Linked DNA regions of Homo sapiens: region 2 is linked to region 1. A link is an interaction called in ENCODE POLR2A ChIA-PET data of the cell type or tissue named here. Cell type or tissue: K562. All regions are shown on one strand. Links, peaks and the distances in the headings refer to the core of each region. The heading gives the core; the rest is flanking DNA. Region 1 overlaps THADA (THADA armadillo repeat containing). Region 2 holds the start of LOC105374568 (a long non-coding RNA gene).

What was found. ChIA-PET counts read pairs that join two places held together with the same protein. Peaks named below come from ENCODE experiments on the same cell type or tissue, not always from the same donor. Only the 100,000 strongest peaks of a DNase experiment are listed, where the experiment ranks them.
Region 2: POLR2A ChIA-PET joins it to region 1 with 5 read pairs; 2 of 35 experiments call an interaction of 5 or more read pairs at or near these places.

Annotation. Positions count from the first base shown.
Region 1 is chr2:43,522,630-43,535,379 of GRCh38, forward strand. THADA (THADA armadillo repeat containing) reads right to left here. Exons shown (of 38, transcript NM_022065.5): 22 at 5,250-5,359. Among named protein-coding and RNA genes, the nearest start is that of THADA, 67 kb to the right of the region's middle. In K562, for the core only: no CTCF peak of the experiment used is centred there; no DNase peak of the experiment used is centred there.
Region 2 is chr2:42,915,130-42,927,879 of GRCh38, forward strand. It overlaps LOC105374568 (a long non-coding RNA gene), which reads right to left and starts at 8,041. Exons shown (of 3, transcript XR_940014.3): 1 at 7,517-8,041; 2 at 6,505-6,547; 3 at 1,711-6,094. RefSeq lists enhancers at 11,250-11,935, 11,936-12,621. In K562, for the core only: a CTCF peak has its summit at 6,183 (motif pointing left); a DNase peak (open chromatin) is centred at 6,193.

The DNA.
Region 1 (12,750 bases), core at 4,144-9,143:
TGACAAAGTGTTATTATGAAAACTTTTTAAATGAGTGTTCAAATATCGAGGAAAAACAGTAATATCTGACTCAACTATTACAGTAGGCTTAAAAATGAAAATAAAAATGCAGGAATCATTAACAAACACTTAGAATGTATACATCAAGACATTCTAGTTTTCTCCAAATTCTTTTAATCCACAATAGAAAAGGGAAATTAAAAGGATTTTTCTCTCTATAAAGAATATGGCTCCCCAGGCAAGATCGCGCCACTGCAGTCCAGCCTGGGCAACACAGCGAGACTCCATCTCAACAAAACAAAACAAAAAAAAGAATATGGCTCCCCAAGGTGGCTCATCTCTTAGTTATTCTTTATTTAATTATTCATATTTCAAATAAAATTAATAGGACACTCAGTGAGAAATAGTGTCTTATTTAGACACATTTCCCAAATGAAATGTAAATAAAAGTTTAGGCTGGGCGCGGTGGCTCATGTCCGTAATCCCAGCACTTTGGAAGGCTGAGGTGGGATACTGCTTGAGCCCAGGAGTTCGAGACCAGCCTAAGCAACATGGCGAAACCCCATCTCTACAAAAAATACAAAAATTAGCTGGGCATGGTGGCAGACACCCGTAAGTCCTAGCTACTTGGGAGGCTGAGACAGATTCTGATCACTTAAGCCAGGAGGCAGAAGTTGCAATGAGCCAAGATCATGCCACTGCACTCCAGCCTTGGCAACAGAGAGATTCTGTCTCAAATAAATAAATTAAATTAAAAATAAAGTTTACACAAGATTGTATATTCTTTCATTCAAAGCTGAATGACTCTTCCCCAAATCTTATATATTACATTCTGCATTTATTTATTTCTCAACTGCATATTCTTTAGAGACTTGGTCTTTCATTCTCCAGAAAGGTAGAAGAAATTATTTTTTCAGTATTATATTTAAATTGCTCATCAAAAGTTTTCTGTTGAATTTGAATCATGGTAGCTATAATTAACTGATGAAAGTTTAAATACATATTTAAATGATTTCTGTCCACAGAATTGTTGATGTCTATGAGTCAGTACTAGTATTTAATGACAAAAACTACTAAATGTCACAATTTAATTTTTTCAGGCCAATAATGTGAAAATGATTATAATTACTGCAATAAATATCTGTAGATTAAGCTACATTACAAGTAAAGCAATTCGAATATTTGAAGAGTAAGACAACATCAAGCACTAATAAATCTCCCTTCTAGATTTAGAATTATAATCAATGATTTTATCCCCTTATAGTTAAGTTTGTATCTTACGGTTGGACAAATTAAAGTTGGATTCCCAACTTAACATCCTAGAAGTCTGTTCATTTTCATCAGAAGAACGACTTCAAATAATAAGATCACAGAAAGTAAACAAGCAAATATGAATGTCACCAAAAAGTTGAATTTAGAGTTTTATGACATTAACAAACTTAACCACTCCAATCAAATGCTTAGACAAGTAATTATGCACAGGCAAGCAATGATGTTTTTTAAGGAGAACAGGAATATTTCACTGACTTCTAAATAGAAAGCACGACATAAAAAAATCAGATTACAGAAAATTAACTCAACACACTATTTGTGTTATGTGTGTTGCAAGTGTTGCTTTCAAAACATTCCCAGAAAAAGTAACAATGTCTCCATCCCTATTTATTCTTAGATGATTGTTTAATAGTGAAGTCAGTTTATATTTGAAGACATTTTGCATAATCCTATTAAAAACCAATTCAAACAATGTGGGTCATGTTTAACTCTTCAGTTATTTATCCATTAATCTCTTTAAGTGCTTCCTTCCTTAACACAGCTGTAGTTCAAGAGGTGGCCAGCAGTTGGCCTCCATTTCTGTGGATTTTCATGAATGCCCAGATTTCTTTTTGCAAACTTTTTAAATGTTGTATGCCTAAACAACTTTTTCATAACTTAAGGGCTTATAAAACGCTCTCAAAAGGGCTCCAAAAGAAACAAATTTTCTTTTAAAAATAAAAACCAAACAAAAGGAAGCCACACACACTGTAAAGATGTTCTCTGCAAAACATTCTGTTCAGCAGATTTGAAATGTCTCTAAAGGGATCAAGAACTACTTGGTTTGAAAGCAACAGCTGAGAACTCCTAACAGGTTGGTTAAAAGCCAACAGTAACAGCCATGAGAAAATCTTTAAACTAGATTAGGAGGGGCTAAGATACCAGGCATTGGGCATTCCCTAGTCTCCCCGCTCCATTTATTCGGAATGCCTTCAACTGTACCATTCAACCACAGTTATTCAAAAGCCTCTGTCCTTAGACCTCTGTTCTTTTTTCCTTTCATGCTCTCCACCAAAGACTGCAATCTTACTATGATATTTTTGGAGAAAACTCACAGATCTACATCTCTGTTTTTGTTATATCACCCAAACTAATCCCCTATCTCTAACATCTGACTTAAGTATTTCCACCAGGGTATGCCATCATTATCTCATACTCAACACATAAAAAACAAAAAAACTTACTCATCTTTATCAAACCATTCCCTCTTTCAACTTCCTTTGTTTTGTTAACATCAACCCCATTTGTCTGGTGACCAAGACTTAGAATCACAGAAGCAACCATGAACTCCCTAGTAACCTCTACTATTCACATTCAGTTGGTTCATGTGGCAGATGGCGTTTTTCAAAGATGGCTACCACAACATCTCCTATCTGCGTATACTTCTACAATATGATCTTGCCACTTTGCTGTCAAAAGGTAGACTGAATCCAGGCTGGTCCTAAGATGCACTTAAAATCAAAGGAATGTGACTAAAGCAATGCAATGAGACTTCCAAGGCTGGGTCAGAAAAGAGCATACAGCTTCTGGCTGATTCTCTTGGAATACTCTCTCTGGGGGAAGCAAGCTGCCATATAAGAATTTCAACCCCAAGACTACCATGCTGGGGTGAGAGGCTACATGTAGTCCCAACTAGGCCCAGCCTTCTAGCTAGTCCCACCAAGGTGCCATAAATGCGAGTGAAGTTGTCTTAGGTCCCTTGTGACCAGTTCATCTGCCAGCTGAATGCCACCAACTGAACTCAGTAAATACCCTAAGGAAGAATCACCCAGCTGAGCCCTGCCCAAATTGTTGAGATACAAAACCATGAATGTAATAAAATGTGTCCACAGCTTTCCTTCTAAGCATACATCATGTGAGGAGTTGTTACTATCTATGTGGGGACAAAAGTTAACTAAAACCCCATGTTTGTCTCTATTCCCAGAGCCACCACCCAAGAGGAAGCCCTCATCACCTCAGATCTACTTTGTTATAACTGATTGCAGGCTCTCCTTACTATAATCTGTATTACAATCTATCTAACCTAACATTTCCAACCAGAAAACTGCTTTTACATGCCAACCCCACAACCAACATCAATCTCATGTTTTAAATTTGTAGGAAATTCTATAATGCAAAGAGGTCTTCTTAAATATCTATTTTATTTGATTCATACAACAAAAGCCAGAGATCTGTCAATAGGGCAAATACCCTTTTCCTTAAAGATGAAGAGATCAAAGGTTAGGGAGGTTAATTTTTGTACAATCTCATTGCCAATAAATGGAATGAATATACACAGAACTAAGAACCAGAGTCACAGATTACTGGTATTCCTCCATTCTATGATGCCTCCTATGATCTATTTCAGAGCAAAAATGTTTGATGCCTCTCTCCATCCCTGCTACAGTAAATCTATTTCCAAGACACTATAATTTGGCCTCAATCTATCAACTTGCCTGGTTATTTCCTACCAACTCCACCACTACAGGAAGGAGGTTTATTTATTCACCTTGCTGATTCTAGCCTCTGAACATTTACTCACAATGTTTCCTTCTTTCAACTCATGCATTAGCACAAATTCCACCTCTTCCATGAAGCCCTACCAGCCTATCCCCATTGCTTTCTCTCTCTGCTATTCCTATATGTTTTATAAATTTCACCCAAAATTTGGCAGTTTTATCTTGTTCAAGTGTGTCGGTCTTACTTCCAGGCTGGTAATCAGTCCACACACATCCACACACAGAGAGATGCTGGGTGCTGTATACAGCCAGTGTTGGTTCTGACCAGTCAGTGCTCACAACATACCTTTTGTTAAATATTTTGAATTTCATCTCTACTTATTTCTCAAACTAAAACATAAGCTCTTTAATAACAGGAACTTCATCTTATAAAAAAACCATAATATCATCCAAACCAAGCACAGTACTAAGCACACTGCTGGTATTCATACATTCTTGTTAACTGATTTGATAGGAGTGGAGTGTGTTGTGTTTTGAGGGAAAAAAAAGTTCATAAGTCATATCTACACTGGAAACAAAAAGTTGAAAAGATAAAATATTTTCAACATCAGCAGTTTAATGTCAGGGACTTTTTAAAAAGTATCATTTAAAGACATTCTGTGCAGCCCATAACTGCCAAAATGTTTTATAAATGTTTTTACCAGGCATGTGAAAAAAAAAGTTTCAAAAATATTCAAGGAATAGATGTCTTAACAGCCTAAAATAAAATGTTTGCTGAGGCTACAAGGCTGGCAGAACTCTGCTTCATTTCAAAAAGTTTCCAGGCAATGGAAATGTTTTCCTGGAAAATACTACCTTTTATTTAGAGAACACTTGCCATGAACACTTAGTCATTAAGTAATTTAAGGTTTCCCCACAAGCTCTTTGGAGGAAATCTATTATATGAATGAATGAAATTATCTGTAACTATAATGTCAAGAAATACATTTGGTTAAATATATGAAATCTATCTAAGTAGTTTTCCAGGTAAAAGGAAAAAAATATTTTCTACTTTTCAGTCTACTTACTGTTCTTTTAAACTTTTCTATACGATAAAATTATGAAGAAAAAAACCAAAATCCTTAAGTGCTTCTGTAATACAAACCCCAAAAATTGCAAGGCCTGTTTTATTCCAAACACCAAGTAATTTTCAAACAGACAAAACATTTATTTCATTCAATAAAAAAAAAACAGTAATTTCAAAGCTATTTTTAGCAAAATCTTTGAGTTTGCTTCAAATCACCTTTCAATGACAGAATAATAACTCAGTTTGGACGTTTCAATCAGTTATCTGCAGTAAATCATACAATGAAACCTAAGAAAACAATTTCTTCCAAGAGTTTTGTAGTCAACCAGGTCTTATTCTTTTAAACTTCAAAAGACACAACTAAATTCTACTCCAAGCATATGCTTTGTATATTTAGTCTTTTTAAAACGTACACAAAAGGATATTTGTTTTACCTGTTTAGTACTTCAGTGAGTTTCACAAAACCAGTATAAGCCAATTCAAATGCTCCTCTGTGCCTGGACTGCAAAAGGTGTTGTTTAAAGTAATCTCCTATTTCTTTTACCTTTAAAAAAAAAGCAAAAACAAATGTCCGATTTATGTTTACATTCGCAAGTGTATTTATATCAGTAACACTGTTTAGAACCCAGGTCTAGGGGTCCATTCATTTAGCGCTTACCATATGACAGAACATGTTTTAAGCTTTTTTTTTTTTTTTTTTTTTTGAGATGGATTTTTGCTCTGTTGTCCAGGCTGGAGTGCAGTGGCACAGTCTCAGCTCACTGCAACCTCCACCTCCTGGGTTCAAGTGATTCTCCTGCCTCAGCCTCCCAAGTAGCTGGGATTACAGGCACCTGCCACCACGCCTGGCTAATTTTTGTATTTTTAGTAGAGATGGGTTTCACCATGTTGGCCAGGCTGGTCTCTAACTCCTGACCTCAGGTGATCTGCCCACCTTGGTCTCCCAAAGTGCTGGGATTACATGCGTGAGCCACTGTGCCCAGCCATTTTAAGTATTTTTTTTTAACAATAGCTCATCTAATCCTCACAGTAATTCCATGAAATAAGTACGATCATTATCTCTACTTCACAATTGGAAAACTGAGGCCAAGAAAGGCTAAGAAACTTATCCAAGGTCAGACAGCAAGAAAGCAATGGAACCAGAACATGAAGCCAAGCAGTCTGGCTCCAGAGTTGACCATCTTTAACTGCTACACTAGAACTGCCTTCCTATGTCACATTCACAAACCTCAGTATGTTTTCTGTTATAGCTCATGTTATTCAACTCCAACAGAAAATCACACAAAGCGACAACACTCACACACATAGGTCTAGGTGAAATAATTACCTTTTTTCCTTCTTTTAAAATTTTTTTTCTTTTTTATTGTGGTAAAATATACATAATATTTATCATTGTAACCCTTTTTAAATGTACAATTAAGTGGCATAAGTACATTCATACTTTTGTACAACCATCACCATCATGCATTTAGAGAACTTTTCATCTTCCCAAATGGAAACTCCATACCCATTAAAAAATAACCCGTATTACCTTTTAGAGACATAAAATTGTTAATGACAATGCAAGATGTGGTGCAAAGGACCTCCTGAAAAACTACTAGGCTTCACTTCAAGACAGAACCATGGAATTTGCCAGAATGTCACCCAGTGGCTTTCCTACATGCTGTCTTTCTCCACACAAGATTAGACAAATAACAAATATGACTTTTTTTAAAAAAAAAAAAACAGGGTCTGGTCTTGCTTTATCACCCAGGCTGGAGTGCAGTGGCACAATCATAGCTCACTGTAACCTCGAACTCCTAGGCTCAAGGAGTTTGAGGTTACAGTAATACTCCCACCTTAGCCTCCTGAGCAGCTAGGACTGTAAGTGTATGTCACCAAACCCACCTAATTTTTTAATTTTTTGTAGAGACAGGGTCTTGCTATGTTGCCTCGGCTTAAGTACAGTGGCTATTCACAGGTGTGATCACTGTGCACTACAGTCTCCAACTCTTGGGCCCCAAGGAGTCCTTCTGCATCAGCCTCCCGAGTAGCTGTTAACTACAGGCATGAACCACTGTGGCCGGCCAGATTATTTATTTTAAAGAAAACAAAACGGACAATTCATTGTTGACTAAGGTTTTGAATAGAATTAACTTTTAAGCTGATTAGGCTTTTATACCATTAGATTTAGTAACTATTGTCTTTTAAAAATCAAGATTTTGTATAAAACTCAGGACCAAAGCTGTAACCAGCTATCTCTTGATCCAGGTCTCCCCAACAGATCACAGGATGGTAAAAGACAAGTTGTCCCAAGATATCTCAGATATGCTTACCTAGAAACACCTCCTATCTCAGCATAGGGACTAGATTAGTATTCTGCACACATTAGAGATGATAAACAGTAGAATAAGTAGTTAAACATGTCATCATGGGCAAGTATCTCAGTTTCCTCATCCATAAACTAGAGATAATACCAGTATTTAGGACACAGGTTGTTGTATTAAAATAAGTAATAAACTGAAAAGCTCAGAACAGGCCCAGAACCTATAATCCAATTCAGTTCAATATGAGTTCTGACTAGGGTTCTAAATAGAGGAAAACTAAAGACGTAATCCACACTCAAAGTACATCTGATTATAAAGATATAATAAGTGATACACATGGAGAAACAAGAATCAGATAGGAGACTAACAAAGAACCAAAAAAGCAGTATATAATAATTTTTTTAAAAAAAATTCTAACTCTTTAGTATCCCAAAGAGTGACAGGTCATGTTCTTCAGTTAGTTTTCCTGTAAAGATCTGATGATACTCTTGATTTTAGTATCTTTTAAAGACCACATACTACCAGTTGTCAAGAGCCACAGTCAGGTAAGCCTTATTTTGTCTTCAATGTGGTAATTTCAGAGCATTGTTTGAACAGAATTATCAAGGCTTAAATCCGAATTAAACCCCTAAAATAGGGCTGAAGCCCGATAATCCTATAAAATAAGTAACTCATGATAGCCAGCTTAAAAAAATAATACTAATACAAAATAAGGACTAGAAGAACCACCAGTTAGCTTATTTGTAATGACCATCATTTCGATTATTAGAGAAACAAGAGATTTCTAAGAAGGTACTTAAAGACAGAAAATAAAAACAGAAAGTCAATGAGATGAGGTTTCTCTAACTTCCTTAATTTTTTTCCCAAAATGTTGCAGATATTAAAACATACTTCAGGAAAACATAAACTTTGTCATTACTGACAAAGTGCTTCTCTGTGGATTTACAACAGTTCATAATTTACTCCTTAGGCAAACATCAGATTTTCATTGCTTCCTTTATTCAAACTCCCTTCGAAGAGGTCTAAAACAAAAAGCATATAATAAAAATCAAAGACCTCAGAAGTATGACCAGTGGGTGGTCTTCTCAAGGATGGACCTCAACCCTAGGTATTCCTGGGCACAGAAAACAGATTGATGTTCTAAGGACAAAACTGAGATATAGGCAGTTTTTCCTTTCATTTTGCACTTAATAATTTCCGAATAAACCCACATAGCTAATACCTAGGCTTATTATCTTTTTTCCTTTTGAAGATAATGTAAAATTCCTGTTAGATAACAGTCTTTCTTTAGCACCATGTAAAATGCTTCACAGCTTAATGCTGTGGTAGATAGAAAAGATGAAAACAAGATGCCTGTCCTCAGCAGGCTTTTAGTTCACTTTGGCAAAGAAAACCAACATGCTGTCTGGTGTCCATTAGAAGCATAAGTTCCAAAAAATGAAAGATCCTTTTGCACTGGAATAATGAGAAAACACTTCACATCCAGAACTTGAACAGGCTATTACAGTACTTGGGTGGACCAAAATGAAAGAGGGTAATTAACATGAGAAGAGGCTGGGAGACTAGAATGAATAGACCAACACTAAATAAGTGCGTGCCAGCTACCTGCCAGATACTTTGCTAGGTCTTTTCATATCAATGAATGAGCATACACAGACAAGGGTAAGTAAACCTGGCTGAGTGACCTAGAGGTTTCGTGCTAGAAAACAGTAAGGACAAGGCTACAAGGAAGAGAAGAATCCGATTACAAATGACTAGTGGGCTTGGCAGTGTAGTCCATGAGCAGCTGAACAGAGAAGAAACACACCAGGCTGACAGCCTCCCAGTGGATAATCAGACTACATGAAACAGACTTAACTCAAACCACTTACAAAATTAATAACAACAAAATCAGAAACAATTTCAAAATTTGATTTTTAAAATGAAAATCTCTGAATTTTCACTTTAAAATGAAAACCTCTGAAAACTCCAACTCAATTGCCTATTAGATACCACTGAGTTTCTATTTAAGGTTCACAAAATGGATAATGGATGTACAAAATAATTTTTTAGAGGTAACTATTAATTTTTATTGCATTTCTTTCTAGTCTTTTCCTTTTTTTCGACTCATAATTTTTTTAAAAAAACCTCTTAGCAAACTTGGAAGAGACAAAAACTTCCTTAACATCATAAAGAATACCTATAAAAACCCAATAGGCAAACATCACAGACAACAGTGTAGGGTTTTTTTTTTGGTGTGTGTTTTTTTTTAATCCTCTTTAAAATCAGGAACAAGATAAGGGTTCCTACTGTCACAACTTCTACTGAATTCTGTTCTGGAGCCCCTATCCAGCACACTAAAATAAGAAGAAATGAAAAGTGTAAAAAAAATATGAAAGAGGCCAGGCACGGTGGCTCATGCCTGTAATGCCAGCACTTTGGGAGGCTGAGGCTGGTGGATTGCCTGAGCTCAGGAGTTCGAGTCCAGCCTGGACAACACAGTAAAACCCCCGTCTCTACTAAAATACAAAATACTAGCCGGGAGTGGCACCATGCGCCTGTAGTCCCAGCTACTTGGGAGGCTGAGGCAGGAGACCCGTTTGAACCCGGGAGGCAGAGGTTGCAGTGAGCCAAGATTGTGCCACTGCACTCCAGCCTGGTCAACAGAGTGAGACTCCACCTCAAAAAAAAAAAAAAAAAAAAAAGGATGGTTCAACATACACAAATCAATAAACGTGATCCATCACGTAAGCAGAACCAATGACAAAAACCACATGATTATCTCAATAAATGTAGAAAAGGCCTTCGATAAAATTCAATACCCCTTCATGCTAAAAACTCTCAATAAACTAGGTATTGATGGAACATATCTCAAAATAATAAGAGCTATTTATGACAAACCCATAGCCAATATCACACTGAATGGGCAAAAGCTGAAAGCATTCCCTTTGAAAACCGGCACAAGACAAGTATGCCCTCTCTCACCACTCCTATTCAACATAGTATTGGAAGTTTTGGCCAGAGCAATCAGGCAAGAGAAAGAAACAAAACCATAAAAACCCTAGAAGAAAACCTAGGCAATACCATTCACGACATAGGCATGGGCAAAGACTTCTTGACTAAAACACCAAAAGCAACTGCGACAAAAGCCAAAACTGACAAGTAGGATCTAATTAAAGAGCTTCTGCTCAGCAAAAGAAACTATCATCAGAGTGAACAGACAACCTACACAATGGGAGAAAATTTTTGCAATCTATCCATCTGACAAAGGTCTAATATCCAGAATCTGCAAGGAACATAAAAAAATTTACAAGAAAAAAACAAACCACCCCATCAAAAAGTGGGCAAAGGATATAAACAGACACTTCTCAAAAGAAGATATTTATGCAGCTAACAAATATATGAAAAAAGCTCATCATCACTGGTCATTAGAGAAATGCAAATCAAAACCACAATGAGATACCATCTCATGCCAGTTAGAATGGTAATCATTAAAAAGTCTGGAAACAACAGATGCTGGAGAGGATGTGGAGAAATAGAAACACTTTTACACTGTTGGTGGGAGTGTAAATTAGTTCAACAGTTGTGGAAGACAGTGTGGCGATTCCTCAAGGATCTAGAACTAGAAATAACATTTGACCCAGCAATCCCATTACTGGGTATGTACCCAAAGGATTATAAATCATTCTACTATAAAGACACATGCACACATATGTTTACTGCAGCACCATTTACAATAGCAAAGACTTGGAACCAACCCAAATGCCCATCAATGATAGACTGGCTAAAGAAAATGTGGCACATATACACCATGGAATACCATACAGCCACAAAAAAAGAATGAGTTCATGTCCTTTGCAGGGACTTGGATGAAGCTGGAAGCCATCATCCTCAGCAAACTAACACAGGAACAAAAAATCAAACACCACATGTTCTCATTCATAAGTGGGAGTTGAACAATGAGAACACATGGACACAGGGAGGGGAACATCACACATCAGGGCCTGTCGTTGGGTGGAGGGCAAGGGGAGGGAGAGCATTAGGACAAATATCTAATGCATGCGGGGCTTAAAACCTAGATGACAGGTTGATAGGTGCAGCAAACCACCGTGGCACATGTATACCTACGTAACAAACCTCACGTTCAGCACATGTCTCCCAGAACTTAAAGTAAAATAAAAATTTAAAACAAAAAACTCTTGTTTGCAGGTGACATTATGGACATATAATCTACAAATAATCCACAAATGATTAAAATAATAGAGTTTAGTAATATGGATGAATATAAGATAAATATTTAAAAAGCAGTTGTATTTTTATAGCCCAGCAAGATAAAGTTCAAATATGTATTTTTTATAAAGATGGATTTACAATAACATCAAAAATTAAAATGCACCTTGAAATAATAAAGACATGTAAACCCTTTTATGAAGACAGATTTTTTAAAGCATTTTTAAAAATTCTTTTTCATTGACAAATAATTATCCATATTTATGGGGTACACAGTAATGTTTCAATACATATAATAAATAGTGATCAGATCAGAATAATCAGCTTATCCATCATTTCAAACACTTATCATTTCTTTGTGTTAGGAACATTCAACATCCTGCTTCTAGCTATTTGGAATTATTAATATATATATATTATTGCAAACTATAGTCATCCTACTGTGGTAAAGAACACTAGAGCTTATTCTTCCTATGTAGCTGTAATTTGGTATCCTTTCACAACTCTACCTATCTCCACCCTCTCAACTACTCTTCCCAGCCTGTAGTATCCTCTGCTCTAATTTTTACTTCGAGTTCAACTTCCACATGTGTGAGAACATGCAGTGCTTAATTTTCTGTTCCTGGCTTATTTCACTTAACATAATGTCCTCCAGTTCCATCCATGTAGCTGCGAATGACAGTATTTCATTCTTTATTATGGCTGAATAGTATTCCACTCTGTATATATACACCACATTTCTTTACCCATTCATCTGTTGTTGGACACCCAGGTTGATTACGTACCTTGTGTATTTTGAATAGTGCTGCAATAAACATGGGATTGCAACACTATTCAATCAAGGGGTTGCAGCACTCTATCTCTTCAATATACTGATTTCCTTCTCCTTGGATAAATGCCTAGTAGTGGGATTGCTGGATCATACGGTATTTCTATGTGTAGTTTTTAGAGGAATCTCCACACTGTTCTCCACAGTAGCTATACTAGTTTACACTCCCACCAATAGGGTGTAAGAGTTCCCTTTTCTCCACATTCCTGCCATCATTTGTTATTTTTTTGTCTTTTTGGGAACAGCCATCCTAACTGGAATGAAATGATATCTCATTGTGGTTTTGATTTGCATTTCCCTGATTTGTGATGTTGAACATTTTTTCATATATTTGTTCGTCATTTCTGTTTTTGAGAAATGTCTGTTCAGATCATTTGTCCTTTTTTTTTTTTTTTTTTTTTTTTTGCTGTTGAGATGTTTGAGGTCCCTGTACATTTTGGACATTAATCCTGTCAGATGAATAGTTTACAAATTTTTTTCTCCCATTCTGAAGTTTATCTTTTGGCTCTGTTGTTTCCTTTGCTGTGCAGAAGGTTTTTAGTTTGATATAATCCCACTTACTTTTTGTTGTCTATGCTTTTGAGGTCTTAT
Region 2 (12,750 bases), core at 4,222-9,221, 610 kb before region 1:
TAACAGACTTATGCAAATATCTAGGAATATCATCTCTGATCCTACACTCTGCCCTGTTAGAAGCAGATACAGCCAAATACTGTAAGAGATTCATACAATAGGCCAATCTTGTTATCAACATTCCCCTAATCAATCAACAACCTAAAATCTCTAACTGGTTATGAACCCCAAAGAGTTATTTTTATTTTTATTTATTTATTTTTGAGATGGAGTCTCGCTGTCGCCCAGGCTGGGGCACAGTGGAGCAATCTCAGCTCATCGCAACCTCCACCTCCCGGGTTTACGCCATTCTCCTGCCTCAGCCTCCCAAGTAGCTGGGACTACAGGTGCCCGCCACCATGCCCAGCTAAGTTTTTGTATTTTTAGTAGAGATGGGGTTTCACTGTGTTAGCCAGGATGTTCTCGATCTCCTGACCTCGTGATCTGCCCGCCCTGGCGTCCCGAAGTGCTGGGATTACAGGTGTGAGCCACTGCGCCCGGCCTCCAAAGAGTTATTTTTAACTTATCAGTGTTTCTCCCATTTCAGAACATTAGGATTTTAACCTGCATTTTAAAAACCACACAGATTACTCAAAAGCATCATCTACTGTCTACAAAAACCTCATATTCCCAGTAGAAATGAAAACTCATAGCCCAAAGCAGATTGCTTGAGGTGCGGAGTAAGAACCTTCTGAGGCATAGACCTCTTTCCCTGGGTAGACAAACAGTTCCAAGAAAGAAAGGGTCACTGGGAGACAGAGACCCTTCTGCCCACCTCTTGTCTTTGGAATTAGGCTTGGTCCTCCCAGACTTACTGACCCTTAAGTGACCCTTCCAAATCCAGATAATCCTCTAAAAGGTCAATCCACAAACCCATCACCATCAGCTCCATCAGAGCCTGAAATTGTCCTGGGCTGTGATGAAGGGAAGCTGGGGCCCTTCAAGACTGTCCCCCCTTCCTCTCCAGTAGCGATGGTCTTTTAGGTCTGGTGGGAGGGTCTGGCAGAAATGCCCAGGCCTGGGAGTCAGGAGGGTCTCTATTCTTTCCTAAGATGGGATTGTTGAAGGAAGAAGGAATTCATTTAGAACGAGCCTGGACCAAAATTTGCTTTGTTCTTTTGAGATCTATTCTACTTTGCAAAGGTACTCCAAAGGGAATGCTAAAAATGGTGCAAGGGTAATGCAAAGGTAATGGAAACATATGAGGGAGGATAAACCCTAGAAAATCCGAAGCTGGTTCCCAGACAGCAGCGTTGACTGGAGGGGAGATCAACAGAGACAAACTTAATCCCTGTCCTCAGAGAGACCTGCCCACTGGGCTTTAACGAAAGCCTCGGCTCTTTTTCTCTTTTCCTGGAGAATTTTGACAAAATAGCCCTGAGCCCCATGAGGCAGGGGAACAAAAGGTCCTCCCCCAGCTAGATTGGGGGCCTTTGTGAGTCTCATGAGCACTGCATCTGGAGGGGCTGAGTAGGGAGGGCAATTGGGAACAGACCAAGTTTCGGGAGGGAGACAGAGTGTTTCCAGAGCCTGAGCGAACCCTAGAGATCATCTAATTCGACTCCTTTGCTGCACAGTGATTGACACTGAGGACCAGAGAGAGAGAGAGCAAGACCTTCTCATGTCCCCTAGGACCCACCACATTTCAAATGCACCACCCCTGACGCCCAGGCTCACCCTCTTCCCAGATCTCAGCCTGAACGGGGGAGTTTAGGGTTCAGTGTTCATTCGTTCATTAATTGATGTGTTTATTGAAGAGCAGCTTTATGCCTAGCCTTGTGTAAGATCTGTGGAAGAGTCAGGGAAACTCACCATATGATCTTTGCCCTCCAGGAACTTAAATCCTAAACACACACACACATACACACACACACACACACGTATGCATACATGAAAACACACACAGAAACACACATGCACACTCACCCCCATGAACAATGAACTTGTGATAGTGAACAGTACATAGTCTCTTCCATAATGAACCCTATGGACAGAAAGTGGCATAGGAGATGAAAGCACGAGAAATTGGTGTTTGCTGGGGTAGGGGTCACTGTAATTCCCTAAGAACACTTCTTACCCTGTACCTTGATAACAGCCTATTTCATGTGTCTGTGTGCCCAGCTCCCCAGCTCTGGCTTGCACAATGCTAGTATCGTTGAGATTGAGTTGAATTCATTCGAATTGAAATGGGACTTTTTGGGCAGAACTGGGCTCCCCTGTGAGTATGGGACGGAGTCACTGGGGGCTAAAGGAGAGAAATGAGGGGCTCTCTCTGCCTCGTCTCCTGGAATTCAGACCCTGTCTGGAGCTTGAGGCCTTCCTCTGGGATGTCCAGGCTCTAGTGAGCTTCTGGGGAACCCAAGGGCCATGAATCGCAACAGCAGCAATCTCCAGACTGCCCTGTGAGGCGGGGTGTGCAGTGATGAGCTTCTCCAGTGTGGAGCAGTGAGTGTGACAGGAAGGCACTTCCTAATCATCCGCAGAATTGTGGCTGTTCTCCAAGACTTACACGTCACGAGAAGGAGGAGCACCGTTCATGCCTCATTTGGCAAATACCCAGCACGGTGTCTAGCACAGGGCCACAAAAGGAAGAGGCACAGTCCTTTCTCTGTTGGAAAGACAAGGAAAAAGTATCTGAAAGTGAAAGAACAAATCGAAGATGAATAATGAGGTAGGCTTTCGCTCACGGGACTGGCCTTGCTCATGGTTGGTGTCAGCAGGACTTTCCCTGCAGAACAGGGTCATCCACCCACACTGGCCACAGAGGTGCCACCAGTGATGCTGCCATCTCCTTAAACATTTGTGGACTCATCTTGGGGACTCACCTTTTGAACCTCAACACATTCTTTTGATTATCCTCAAGATGCAAATCTCTGTCCTTTGTGGGTGAATAGAATTTTTGGAAATTATGGGTCAAAAGTGACCCCTAGCTGACACAGTTCATTCGATTCAGTTCTGCTCAATTCAACACATAATTATGGGGTGTCTGCAGCATGTGAGGCACGGTAGTAGGCTCTGGGAATTCGATAAACCCCAAATCTGCCCTCTTGGAGCTGACAGCGTGGCAGGAAAGATAGACACTAAGTGTAAAGATGAGTAATGGCACGCGTTGCCAGTGTATCAAAGGGGTGGGTGTTGTGGGAACGCTAACAAGGGCGGGGCATCCGAACAGACACCTGACGTGTGAGCGGCAGTTGGTCAGACAGAAGGGAAGGAAAGAGAGAGAGTATCCTAGGTTGGAAAAAAAAGCATAAAGGATAACAATACTAGCTATCATTTACTGAACACAAACCGTGCATCAGGCGCTTTTCCAAGTAGTTTAAGTTTGTATCGATGATCACATTAAATCCTCACAATAAACTTACGTGGTAGGTGCCATTATTATCCCCCAAATTATAGATGAGAAAACAGAGGCAAGGACAGAAAAAGCAACTTTCCCAATTAGGAAACAGCAGAACTGGAATTCAAACCCAAGCTCTCTGTTCCAGAGCCTCCTCTTAACTGCTGTGCTAGAGAGCTTCCACATGTGCAGATGGAATGGCACCATTTGGATAGGAATAACGAGAATTCCACTCAAGAGTGTGGGGTGGGAGTGGGGAGGTGGGGAGGAGACTGTGAAAGTATGAATTGGTGGACTCTTTTAGAAAATAACGTGGCAACTTATGAGTGCAGAGACATAAATTGTGCCTACTTTTTGACGCAGTATTTTTACTTTTGGAAATGGATCCAAACGAAACAATCAGAAATGTGCATAAAGGTGTACCACGGGAAATGACCTAAACATCCGTCAACAGGCGTTGGTTAAATACATTATGTCACATTTATGCAACTAAATTTTATGCAGCCTTTAAGAAGTAAAGATCATGACTGCTCCTCTTGGTTTGTGTCTTAGGCATGCTTTGAAGAAGCATGAGAGAAGTCTGTGAACAGAAGGGGTTGGGCCCCTCTGTCAGCACCCCTGGGTAGTTCTTGGGGAGGCAGGGAGGCCAGGAAGAGGGGAAGTGAGACTCAGCTCCAAGTAATCCTGACCCAGGGGAGGGGAGGGTGCGACTGGCCAGCGGACAGCCTGAGCTCTGGCCCTGGCTCCAGGCTCTGGGTTTAAAGAGCTTTAAAAGCTTATTAAAAAGGTTCCTTCGACATCAAATGGCTCTTAAAAATCAATATTTTGATGATTTAAGTGCAAGAGAATCAGAAACATATGGATCAAATTGCCCTAAAATTATACACACTTAAAAAAATGTGTTGGTCTTTAGCAAGATCCAAATATTTGAAAAACAGAGACATTTTCCTCATCTCCTGACAGAGCTCTGCTAGGTCAACTTGAGGAGTCCAGAGAGGTGGTAAGTGGGAGTGGGTTGGGGCTCAGAGGGAGAAGCATGGAAATGCCTCTTGGTGCCTTCCATGTAGACAGGGCTGTGAGGGGCAGCTGTGTGTGTGTGCATGTGCATGTGTGCGCCGGTGTACATGTGTGCACATAGGCATGTAGCAGTGAACATGGGTGCACATTTTCCTCTGGGTCTCCTCATTCTGAGCCCGTGTCCCATAGCCAGTTTCATCCTTTCATGTCTCGGACATATGTATTTGGACTCAATCTAAGTTTTAAAAAGTAAGTTCCTGCCAGGCACAGTGGCTCACGCCTGTAATCCCAGCACTTTGGGAGGCCAAGGTGGGTGGATCACCTGAGGTCAGGAGTTCGAGACCAGCCTGACCAACATGGAGAAACCCCGTCTCTACTAAAAATACAAAATTAGCCAGGTGTGGTGGCACATGCCTGTAATTCCAGCTACTCAGGAGGCTGAGGCAGGAGAATCGCTTGAACCTGGGAGGCGGAGTTTGCGGCAGGAGAATCGCTTGAACCTGGGAGGCGGAGTTTGCAGTGAGCCGAGATCACGGCATTGCACTCCAGCCTCAGCAACAAGAGCAAAACTCCGTCTTAAAAAAAAAAAAAAAGTAAGTTCCTTTGGCTCCTCCTTCTGGGTCTGTCCCCTCTCCCCCAGCAGCAGACATGGCGCTGTCCATTTCTGGAAGGTTCAGGCCAGGAAGGACACAGGTGTCACCTTGCCCAGAGGTGACCAAAGGTTCTTCGGCTGTGGGCTGGTTCTGCAAATGAAACCTTAGGGGTGATGGTCGGTGTATAACGCTAAGACCAGAGCTGCAATGGCTCTGATTCTCCGCCATAGAGTGCCAGGGCTCTGGGAGGAGCATTTGAAAACCACATATCTCATGCCCAATCCTCATTTTACAGTGGCCCAGAGCAGGAAAACCAAAGGTATAAGGTTGGGACCAGAGGAAAAGCTGTCACACACGTAAGTCCAGCTCATCTCAATCCAAACCACCACAGACTCACCCCGCCCACTCCTTCTTCTGTCCTCCCACCCCCTCCTTCCCTCTGCTTGGCATGGGGATGGCAGAGCCCACCGGACCTGGGTTTCAGTCTGGTGGTGCCACATGGTCTTGAAGGTACTCTGGCTGTGAGGGGCCGCTCCCATGTTGTCTTCCATCTCTGGGACAAGATGGTAGGTTGGGAGTGGGGAGCTCTGGCCGTTGGAGCCTCTAAGAAGGAGACAAGACACACCTGGGGGCTGGGCTAAGGACTGAGGGGCTCCAGAGAGAACAGGATTGGGGCCAGCTGGCTCCTGCCTTCAGCCCCTCCAGCCTTTCTGGTTTAGGCCTTTCAAAGGCCCCTCACCCTGCCGGCAGAAGGAGAGTCCCAGGTGAGCTGCGTGCAGGGAGCAGGCGAGACATTCGTGCTGTGAGGGATGATTGTGACTCAGCAGGCTCCTGAGGGTGTTTCTTGGGGACTCCACCTCCCTGGCTAGACCTACTTCTGGGCTGGTACCCGGCCCTCCCCACTGGACCCCTGAGCCTTCACTTCTCTCGTGCTAAAGAACATTCTAGGCCCTGAGAATGGCTGGGGGAGCATAGGCCTTTTTCCCAGGGACCTCCCCAACTCGGCTGCTGGCGCATTAGGCAGGCTGTGTGTTGCGTGTCTCCTCCGGTGGCCAGGGAGCCTTGGTAATTAAGACGATGATTTCCACCTCGATGGGCAGTCTCACTGGCCAGGATTGAGGCTTGGGTCACTCTCCGCATCCCAGGTACACAGGGGCTGTCCAGTCTGAGAAGGGAGATAAGGGGGACAGAATATCAGAAACAGAAATGGGGGCCAGATGAATGGGGCAGGGCATCCCAGAGGGGATGGGGCCATCTGCTGGTATCTGAGGCTGGCTGGGCCAAGCCCGTGGGATAGAGTGGAACACCAGCAGCTGGTCACCAGCAATGTCCCCGCCACCAGCAGAGTCAAGGGCAATCAACCAGCTGCATCTGCTGGTCTTATAGAGAACTCACAGCCCTCTCCCTGGACCTTCTTCAGGGAATTCTGGGGACAGGACAGAGGCTTGGACTGGAGTGTGGAGACCAAGAAAAAGCTGGGAATGCACTGGGGTTTGGAGGCAAAGGGGGGTCCCAAGGGCTTCTGCCCACTCTTGCGTGCCTCAGAAAGAAGGGCTGAGAGCTGATGACAGATACCTGAGGACTGTGGCCACTGTGGCTGGATGAGGTGGTGTGTGTCCTACAAAATGCAAAGAGAGAAATGAGAAGGGAGGTGAAATTCGACCTTCAACACCAAGGAAAGGAAAGGGAGTGGGAAAAGACGCCCAGCTTGGGGTTCCTTGTTCTGGACTTGTCCTACTCCTGCTGCCTCAGCACTCAGCCCCTGGAGGCCCCGCTGTGGAAAGAAACAAGAGACTGGAGATGCTGGCTCCCTGGGTTGGACTGGGCAGTGCCTGGGATAACAGCTTCTGTGGGGGTTGGGAATGCCCCTGTAGCATCTGGTCACTGTGCTGGAGTAGACTGGAGTTCATCCCCAGAAGGAAGAGTCATTCCAAGCATCCAGTCATTGCTCCCAGGACTCCCAGTGGGCCATGGAGCTGACACTGGGCCCAAACTAGGGAGGACCCTTAAGTTCTTAAATGTGTCTCCCGCCTGCAATCCTGCCTCTGCACCCTTGCTCCCCACATCCAAGGCCATCCACCATCCTAATCTACTGCCCTCCTTGACGCAAGTTCCCCTCTTCCCGACAGTCTTTGTTGAATGCTCTCCCACATAGGTGTGGGTTGGGAAGGGGTGAGTGGATCTTGAAGCATGCTAAGGTTTGGCTTAGTAGAAAGGGAAGGGCACTGTCCACTCTGCTCACTCCACTCCATCTCCCAGCCTCTTCCTCTCCCCAGGCAGCATTGAAATCTGGGTTCAAACTACTCCAGAGCACCAGGCCAGCACCTCCCTCTCCAGACCCACATCCCTAACAGCCAGCCAGGTACATGGCCAAGGCCAATACACCAGCCTCTCCCTGGATTCCTGCTGCCACCCTTCACTCAGCCAAGCTGTCCACAATCCTGGTATTCATCCTTAACAACAGCCCGGCCCTTGTCCCCCCCATGCTGGTTCATCACAAGCCTCTCTCACTCCCTCCTAAATATTTCTTACAACTGTCCCCTCATCTCCATCCCCCCGGCCCCAAGTCCAAGCTATCACTGCTCACCTGGGTGACAGCCACATCCTCTGAACTTGTTTTGTGTCTGTGCTTTAGTTTGTGCTTTCTGCACATTTTCAGTCGAATGAACTTTCTAAAATGCTAAGCTGCTCATGTCTTTCCTCTCTTTAAAGCCCTGGCAGGCTCCCTACTGCTGACCCTATGAAGCCCTGGCTTCTTGGGCCAGTGGACTTTGCTCCCTGTGACCTGGGCCCATCCCTTCTCCAGCCCCTTCTCTGGCCTCTCCCCATGCTCAAACTTTCTATCCAGGCCTAGTGAACTGCTGGCATGTCCCAGACCTACTAGGCTCTCCCTTACTCCTTTGCACATGCTGTTCTCTGTGCCTGGCAGGCTTGTTCTGGTCACCCGCTCTCAGACCACCTCTGATCTCTTAGTGAAGTCATTCCTGACATTCCAGTTCCCAGATCATCTCATCCTGTGCTGGGTCTGAGCACGCATCGCCAGCATTGCTTCTTTGACTCTCTCCTAAAAAGTCTAGACAGACTCTGAGGCAGGCACTGCATCTAAGAACCAAGCTCAGCACCTGGAAAATGTCCACAGAATGGAGTGAGTGAATACGTCTAAATGGCATGCATCAGCTGACCCTCTTTTAAGGTCCCATTGGGTATAAGCCTCTGGCACACCCTGTCTACTGGGCATCTGGTCCTTGCATAATCCACATGCAGCCCAACTGTGGAATCTGATTATTTTTTAAGTTTAGGCTGTTTGGGGTACAGCCCAGGGCTGGAATGAAGAAAGGCTCTGAGCATCCCCTTTCCTCTGTCTTGGAGGGATTTTGATGGACAAGGGCAGCCACACATCTGAGTGGGGGCCAAGGCTTCAAGGATTCCAGGCCTGGCTCCGCCTACCCCAGCTACAGAGCCATTCAGTTCTTAATCAAGTCCACAAATATTTATTGAGTGCCTACTGTGTGCTCCCGCCTGTAATCCCAGCAGTTTAGGAGGCCGAGGTGGGAGGATTGCTTGAGCCCAGGAGTTCAAGACCAGCCTGGGCAACAAAGAAAGACCCCATCTCTACAAATAACAACAACAACAAATTAGCTGGGTATGGTGGCACATACATGTACTTCCAGCTACTCATGAGGCTGAGGTGGGAGGATCACCTGAGCCCATGAGGCGAAGGATGTGGTGAGCCATGATCATGTCACTGCACTCCAGCCTGGGTGACAGAGCGAGACCTCATCCCCCTCCCCCCAGAATCCTCATGCGCTGGAGGAGAAACAACAGGGAGGCTAGAATGGGCCGACTACATTTGTTGCCACAGAGCTTCTTGGAGGATCAGTATTTAAGCTGAGACCTGAAAGATGGGAATGAGTCAGCCATTCAGGGATCTGAGGAGAGGGAGAGAGCTCTAAGCAGGAGGCAGCCTGTACAATGGGTTGAGTGATTTTTATCTCTTTCTGAACCTCAGTTTCCCCATTTGTGGTGGGGACCATAATGCTTCCCTTGCCTCCCCACAGGGCCTTGGCAGGGTTCAGAGGAGCCCATGCTAACAAATAGGACATAGCTGTTCAGACTCAGAGGCCATGAGATTCTGTTCCTGTGTTTATGGCAAGATGGCTGCCCCTTCCTGTTCTCCACAGGGAGGCACCACCATATATGTCCTGGTTAAAAAGTAAATCAGGAGCACATGTTGTCAAAGCTTCCTGAGGCTGTGTCATGAGTAAAAAAGAAAAAAAAAAAAAAAAAAAGGTAAAGCAGCCTGGGAGGGTCTCCCTTTGAGGCTTATCAGCCTCCCACTCCTCTGTATGAATATGATAATCAGACTCTATCAGACCAGATTTTTGAGGAAAGACAGAGTGTTGGGATCTGAGACAGATGGATAGAAAACACCACCCAGGGGAAATGGGGGCACCGGGTTTTCCCAGCAGTGAGCCCTTCAAGGGGAACCCCAGGCCTGGTACAATGCCTGGCACAATGCCTGGCACAGAGTGGGGGGTTCCATGCAGCATTGATGACAGGATGAGCCAACGTTCCCACAGCCTCACCAGCAGAAGGGAGACTTCCAGGCAACAAGGGTTCCGAGATCCCAACTCCCTTCCCCTCTCCCCGTCTTTCTTCAATTCTTCTGTCGTCTGCCCCCGCTTTTCTTGCAGGCTTTGGGGGGTATTCATGCTCTCCGTTTCCCAGTGGACAAGTGGCGGGGCCAGGGGGGCTGTGTGTGCGTGTGTGTAGGCACGCGGGCTGTGAGGGGGCTGGGGACAAAGGCCCCGGAGTGAGATTCAGGGCACAGCTGAACTGCCCTGAACTCTCCTTTTTGTTTTCAAGGAAATGCATAATCCAAGAACCACCCACGGCCCTGGCGGCTCTGCTAAGCAGGGCTGGAATGTGCTGCCTTTCCCGTTAGTAATTGTTTTTTCTAGTTAGCCTGTAACCCTTCGCCTGCCATTCCCCTGCTGCAGGGGTGAGGCCCGCAGGGATGGACACCTCGGCTGCCCTCCTGAGATATCCCCGCACTCTCCACCCCACTCCCACAGGGTTCAGGACCTGGTCCTGGCAGCACCCTCCGGACCATCTGCCTTCGTGGCGACTCTTTCCTCACTGAGAGGGGCCAGGGCTGCTGGAGACTGCAGAGTCCTGCATGGGGCCTGCAAATCCTTGTTATGGAGTCTCCGTGTCTGGTTGTAGCCAGGGCTGTGACTGTGAATGGGTGTCAGTGCAAGCTGGTGGAGGAATGTGAGTTTGTGTGGGTGGCTGTGACCTGGGATACTGAGGACTCAGAGAGAGAGAGAGAGAGAGAGAGAGAGAGAGAGAGAGTGTGTGTGGACCCTGTGAACATGGGTACACATCTGTGAAAGCCAGCAAGCATGGTTGTGAATCCAGTTTGTGTGCAAGCAGGTGGTGTGAGTGTGCGTGTGCCTGTCCCGGGAAGGAAAAGCCATGTGCACCTGAGCTGACTCAGCACTTCTCTTTCCTGCCCACCCAGTTGAGCGCCTGAGCCTTTGCTCCAGGGAGGAGGCAATGCCCTCTGCCCCCGTGTTTGTGTTGTTGGCTGCCTCACCCTCACCAGCAGGAGGGGAGCAAATGTGGCGCCCTGGGCCCGGTCCCAGTTAGCTGAGCTGCGTATCTTTAATCCCTAGGGATTAAAAAGGTCACAGGCTCATGCTATTTCCCGACCCCTCCCTGCCAGGTCCTGTCTGGAGCTCTCTGAAGTGGCTATAGCTAAGGCCAGGCCTCTGCTCAGATGGAGGTGGCCTCTGTGGAGTAAGAAGGGGTACTGGGGTGTCGCTTGCTGTACCCTGAATCCCACCTTCTTGCAGCACTGACTGTTGCTGCTTCATCCTTGGTGAGGCCTGACCTGTGGCCTTTAATTCTTAGTGTGAGCTCTACCACCCTGAGCGGTGAGGGGTGCTGGGCTGGCCTCAGCACCTGCATCTCTCAGGGAGGTCTGCCCCTCCAGAAGTCGGGGCTCAGGATCACAGAGGGGCTGGGAAGTCAGGAGGTGGAGACAAAGCCCAAAGTCTCCCGTTGCAGGCTTTGGGGCAGAGGCCAGCCTGTGCCCTGAGCAGCTAGCAGTGCAGCAGTGCCAAGGCCCGGTCCAGTGTGGCTGCTGAACATTTGGTTCAAATCAAAGGCCTTTTCCAGCCAAGAGAGGAATGCTGCCGAGTAGGATTTGGGAACGGGCCCGGCAGGGCAAACACTGCCTTAATTGAGGCCCTTCTAGACTTTTAATTACAAGCAATGTTTTCCCAAGCTTCCTAAATTGACCATGGAGACCTGCTGGTGTTAGTGCCCATGGCAGGGACGAAAAAAAAATCGTCGTTAAAGCTTTTTCAGCAGGTTTATTTTAGCAAATGTTTTGAGGTGGAAAGGCTCACACAAAGTGGAGGCCGGAGTCATTTTTCTCAGAGGGCCAGGCACAGACACGGAGAGATCCACACCCACAGGTGTGATCAGACACACAGGTGGAACACACGCACACAGACGGGCACCTGTTGAGAGAGGCACGTGTACAGGCGGAGGACGTGACCGTGGCGTGGCTGCAGAGGCTGTAAACACCAGGCTGGAAATCCAGCTCAAGCACCTGGAGCGCTTTAGAAAGGCAAACACTGTTGGCTGCCCCTCCCGCCCGCTCCCACCTTCACCTCCTCCCACCCCTCCAGGCTGGCTGGGCCTGGGCCTGCTTCGGAGCCCCTGTGCCCTTCACCAGGCCTGTTTACAAGGCCCAGGACAGCCGCCAAAACCCCAGCTGTGTCCCTGTCCTTGTCTGTCTCCAGCGGACATGACTGACTTGGAAGGAAGGCGTGCCCTTGTCTGTGGAAGAGGACCCGTATTCAGCACCCAGTGGAATCCTCGGGGCACCTTCTGAGGGAAACGTCTATGGCTGTTCAGGGAGCAGCTGGTCCAGGTTACAGATGCAGAAAACAGAGGTGTCCCTGAAAAACAGACGCCCTGGGAGGAAGCTCCCAAAGCACCAGCCCTGCTTGTGCACAAGAATTGCCCGGACTCCAGGACTCCCTCAGAGCCAATCTGGATCCCCAGGCGGGGACCTGTGCCCCGGTTTTCTAGCACTGCTCACCATTGCAGCGTCAGCACTGAAAGCCTGAGCTCAGAACCTGTTTGTTTAATAGTGACTGTTCACTGCTGGGCTCTGGGAGCCCTGACAGCTGGAAAGACAGAGCAGGTGCCCCAACACGGGTGATTTTGGAAGCCCCAGAGGGTCCCTGTCTACTCGCTTTTCCTCTTTCCCTGATGTTTGTGGCCCATGTCTGTGGGCCTGGACACTCAAGCAGCCTCCAGAATCCCTCCCAGTGTTCAACAATGAGCCCAGAAATGGTGCATAGTAGAAATGGGAACAAGTAGGGTGCCTGGAGAGGTAGGGAGGCCAGAGACAATGATGCCTGCGTCACCGTTTTGCCAAGGGTCCCCTTGACTGTGGGCACTGCCCAGACACAGGGAGGCCAGAGGCCAGGAGCAGAGGGAGGCCATTCCCTAGGCCCAGCCCTGCCAGCCAGGGTGAGCCTTGATGGCCGTTACAGGCCGTTGCTATCGTCCCTTATCTGGGGCTCCTGGCTCTTACACCATGTCCCCAACCGCCCCTGGAGTGTGTGTGTGTTGAGGGGGGGCCTGCTGTTCCCTCCCTAAACAGACCGTTACTTGGTTTCCGTTGTTTGGGGAGGGGGTGGGGAGCTGTCTGCTTAATTAATCATTTTAGGCCATCCTGGGAAACTCATTAAGCCACCTCTCAGGGCTGGGAGCAGGAACACAGCCCTCAAAGTTGGA